2 separate regions of the Mus musculus genome follow, and region 2 is linked to region 1. The links are chromatin loops, found by intact Hi-C in ENCODE. Cell type or tissue: left cerebral cortex. All regions are shown on one strand.

Region 1 (2,500 bases):
GAAAATTATTGACTCAAGCAATCCCTATACCTACATGACATGTCCAAAGCATATCTTTGCCATCTTTAGAGCACTGATATTTTGAATAACCTTGCAGGAAATGACATAGTATGTCTTGTAAAGAGAAGAGAAACCTCTCAACTGCATAGGCTTCCTCCATTCTGTGCAATGCCTTATCAAATCCAATATATGAATAGTAAGTGAGTTAAATATTTATTTAATTTGGTCTTTTAATGGTCATTTAAATTGTGTCATTCCTACCAGTCACAAGAATATCCCCAAATCCTAAGGTTATTTCACTGCTTCATAAGGTCTGTGATTTTTCACCCAAAATACAACGTATGTCAAGCAGAATGAATGTATTATTAACATAAGGCCAGCCAACTTTCTATTCTACAGTGACCCCCAGCTTCAAGAAGCTGGTTCCACTTTCCAGGTCCTCTTTTACAAAACTGTCCACTTTCATGTACCACATGGTGTAAGTTAGTCATATGACTGTCCACAGATAACAAAGACCCTGCAAGTGTTCTAAGTAATGGATATTCTTACGAGTTTCATGCAATAAACATGCAGTGCAGAACTCCACCGAGTGATCAAGACAGCAGGGTCAAAGCATTTACCTATACTGTGCTTATAATAAAGGTGGTCACCAACATCTACTAAATTTCTAAGCTCTCGGGTCATATCCTAAGCCAGAAACCAGAAAAACACGCACAAAAGTTCCTAAAGTTCCTACTAAGTCTAATTCTTGGAAGTACACCATCAGCATTCTTACCCATGAGGGAAACTGGTTTTAAAACATGTTTTAGTTAACAGCTTGTGTGTTCAAGTAAGAAGTATTGTGAAGTGAGTGATCTTTGAATGAACCCCTGAGAAGTTTCTATAGTAAGAAATTCCTTACAAGTTTATTTCTGAATATTTACAAATCCTCAAAGATCTGCCTGTCTCCCGAGCAAGGAGATGAGTTCTTGTATGAGTGTTGACGTCTCGAGTCCTTTTGTGCTCTGACCATGAGATCTACCATTTTCCAGATTTCAGGCACAGGCAAGGTGGCCAGTTGTTTATAGTCTGAGACGTAGCTGTTGTTTGTACCTGGAAACCTGAGAAAATGTTTTGCTGGTTGGAAAAGTAACAAAGTTTAAGGGGGTGTGAATTCATAGTGGGAGTTGTTAATTTGGTCTCACAGGGCAGCAGGGAAGGTGGTTAATTTCTTTCCTACTGTATACTTTTGTCTTTGTCTAAATCAAGATTTTTCTTAATATTGTTTAAGTAGGATCTGTCTTTTTCTTGCTTTACTTCTCTGGAGCCTCCTTATTACCCAAATCATCAGTCTTCAGATCTCTTCAGAACATCCTTCTCATTTTGCCTTTGGACTCTTCTGTCTTCACACTGATTTTTTTAATTTGAAAATAATTTTCACTTGTGTTTCATATTTTACAAAACCAAATCTGGACAGCATCTGTTCTCTTTCTTCAAGTTTTCTATTATTGTCTCTGGAAAAAAAATTACCCAACGCTAAGAAGTGCTTGCTTATATTAATAGTTACAGGGACTGCGTCTTCCCCTCTGCTGCCTCATTTCCCAAAATCCCTCTCTTGCTCCTCTTTCCTTCCTCATCTTCCTTCTCTTCTCCCTCTTCCTCCTCTACCTCTTTGTCTCTGTGTGTGTCTCTCTGTCTTTCTCTCTGTTTCTCTTTTGACTTTGTCTCTCTGTCTCTCTCTCTCTCTCTCTGTCTCTCATTTTTAATTGCTATTCTTTACATTTGTGAGCCCACTTCCTCTTTTTATATCCAGGTTTGTTACTGAGAATACATTAAAATATGAGCACCAAAATTTCACATACCTATTGTTTTGAAGTCAGACAAAGCTGAAGGTACTGGAGGTACCATCTCTGTCCCATATTTGTTTTCCACTTTTCAGACTTCAGTAGCACAGAACACTTGGTCTGTCTTTTGACTCTGTGAGGCCAAGGGCATGAAGAGCTCATCACAGGCCAACCCAATGCTGCTACCTCCAAGCAGATTGTGTTTCCAAGGAACCCTACTTTCTGGTTTTCTCCCAGGCTTCCTTGTCAATAATGGCTGGTGTTCTCTCTAGATAAGGCATGGAGTGGGGGTGGGGGTGGGTAACAGGAAAGTGAGTAAAAGAAATCAATAGAAGTGTATTTTCAAGAGTCTTCTAGGGCTGAACACCATCAGAAGCCTGTACCTCTCTTCAGTTTACATGTCTGCCGTCTTGATGGTTTACGGATCATGAAGTCTTTTAGCTTGGAGTTAAAATCAGAGTTTGAGCATGCACTGCCTGTCCCTGCAGCACTGTCCATGGTGCTTCTCTTAAGGTTGGTCTTGTGGTTTTCTGCCATCTTTTTGTTAGACAAGTTCACACCTTAGTAATCAGCTGTGTCTTTCTTGCCTTTGCTTTCCTCTGTTTTAAAAGGACAGTATACAGTTGGTACGGACTGGAGCTTGTTCTGATTTTAGATACCTCTTCTTGTTCTCTGTG
Region 2 (2,500 bases), 650 kb after region 1:
AAAAGACACTATTCCATTCTTCTTTATGTCTGAATAATATGCTATCATTTTGCATATTTATATTGAATTTTCATATATGTCACAGGTCCATACATCAGTTGGCAGCCTTCTAGAACATCAATGAACACAGCATGTAGGCTGTTTTTTACATATACTCTATTTTCTTTATATGTACACCCAACTGTTATAGATGGATCAGCTGGTACATTTATAGTTTTGTATGGGTTATTAACACCCCCATAGTGAGTGCTGAGTTTTTATCTCAGTAGTATTGTGCATGAGTTTCCTAAGGGAGTTGTAAATTTAATAGCTGAAATGTAGGAGCCCCGTCCTCTTTGGTGATATCTGCTTGGAAGGGGGCTGCAAGAAGATATTGGGATGTCAATTACCAACAGGTAGTAGAGCTTGTCTTACTACCTCTCAGAACTTTGAAATCCAGAAACACAAGATTATTCATCCTCCAGCATCTACAGTTCCATCTCTTAAAATGAAAGAGACCTTTGCTGTCTGATATTAGACTGCTGTCTTCTAACACTGACCTTTGCTATCTCATATTAGACTGCTGTCTTCTAACACTGAAGATTCTGATGGTTTTGTTTTAAAATCTCTTTCCATGGCCACAAAAACTCTTTGAGCAGTTAACAACTGGCTCATTGATATGAAGTTCACTAGTATTTGCTAAACATTCCTGAGACATTAAGGTGCTGGGACTTTTGACTTTAATACCATAAATTCCTGACAAAACTACTCAAGGTGCTCCCCACCCCCCATATACCTGCAACAGAGAATATGGGCACTTCCTGGCATAACAGTGAGCAGAACCCAGTTTCATGTCCTGAATACATTTCTGCACAGGGTCCAGGATCCTTGTATTCACCAGTTTTGTTCAATCTTTCATTCACTGCTTTCTTCAACTGTTCAGGTTTACCTGTGCTCTCTCAAGCTTTTCACATGGACCTTAAGCATTATTATCCTGCAGTCACCCACCTTTTGGTGCAACTGATCTCAACAATTCTCTAATGTGTCTTGTTTCTTATAGGGATTTTTTTCTTTATTAGAATCCCTGAGATTTTAAGCATTCTCTTTTATTTTCATTATTTGTAAAATGTGCTGTTGAGAAACTCACATGTTTGAGAAACAAGTATGTGCTGCTGTAGACATATTTGTCAAAGACAAGGTGATGCTTTGTCCAACCTACATTTTACCTTCCTGGGGCATTTATTCTGATTATTTTTAAAGTGATGTTCATCCTGGAGTCTAACTCTGACTCCATGTTGGAAAGTGCTGCGAGAACTGTGTCAAAAAATCCAGGCTCTCCCACAAACTATGTGTGAAAGCATGATACTTCTATAAATGCCTGCCAGGAATGGAGTAAGCAGGCCTGGAACACAAACTTCACACAATTGCTAAATTTATACCAGTGTCTAAAAGTACACACGGCCTGAAAATTCTGTGGTTCTATAATGAGCTCTACAGAACTTTAAAGGACAGCAGATACCACTGTTCGAGAGATACAGGAGGGAGTGTTGGGGAGGGGCACGTCTCTTAGGTAACTGAAATTCGCTGAAGGAAAATAAAATTAATAAAGTTTAGAAAGTTAAGAAAAACACCCACCACAAGTTTCAGTTTACAGTAGGTGTCAGAATATCAGAAGTCCTGATTGGTGAATTATAACAGGAGAAAGTGGTTGCCTGCCTGTGGAAAACTCTGCTCTTAAAACAGGGTGACAGTCACCTGTTGAAAGTAAAGCAGAATTCCTTAAATTATTTAGATAACAGATATTTTTCCAGAACCAGCTATGTGTTGGGAAAATGTCCTAGACACTCTGTTAATCAACACAAATCAGAGAGGATAGTCAGCATGACTGAGGAACCTACTGTCAGGGACTGGGAATCTTGACTATTGAAAATCTCTGCCTAAACAAGACCTGAACAAGATTATACTAACATGGAAGTGGGAGATCTGATGGATCCCCAACCCGAGACAAAGCTGAGAGCAGGAGAAATAACCTTCCCCAGGGAAGGAACCCTAGTTGGTAAACAATACCAAGTGGTCAGCACTGAATTTGTAGAGATAAAGTTAATAGCAATGGGTCTGAGCAGGTTGTGTTTAGTTATTTAGACACATATAACAATAGTAATTGAAAAAGAGAAGGCTATGATTTAAAAGGGGAGCAAGCAAGAAGGTTACATGTGAGGGGATAGAGATAGGAAAGGCAGGGGTAAAATTAAGTACTTAGATTTTAATCTCAAGACAAATTTTAAAGAAGACAAATAGCAGAAGAGTGCTGGTAAAATTTAATTGGTTTAACCAAAATTTAACTGGTTTAAATAGGACATTTTAGTTTTAATAGTAATCATTGTAGATGTCGGAGAGAGTTGTATATGTACACATATGTGGGAGCAAAAAACTGCCATGCCAGGTGTGATGGTAAGCATTGTGTGGTCTCAGTTATGAGGTGTCCACATCTTTGGGAACATGCCTGCCATTTACCTGTGAG

What was found. Peaks named below come from ENCODE experiments on the same cell type or tissue, not always from the same donor. Only the 100,000 strongest peaks of a DNase experiment are listed, where the experiment ranks them.
Region 2: it touches region 1 in a loop (2.6-fold over the local background); 2 of 42 quality-filtered maps call a loop at or near these places.

The regions. Positions count from the first base shown.
Region 1 is chr3:155,819,323-155,821,822 of GRCm38, forward strand. No RefSeq gene overlaps it. Among named protein-coding and RNA genes, the nearest start is that of Gm23038, 32 kb to the left of the region's middle. In left cerebral cortex, no CTCF peak of the experiment used is centred here; a DNase peak (open chromatin) is centred at 1,424.
Region 2 is chr3:156,464,424-156,466,923 of GRCm38, forward strand. No RefSeq gene overlaps it. Among named protein-coding and RNA genes, the nearest start is that of Gm33311, 85 kb to the left of the region's middle. In left cerebral cortex, no CTCF peak of the experiment used is centred here; a DNase peak (open chromatin) is centred at 1,390.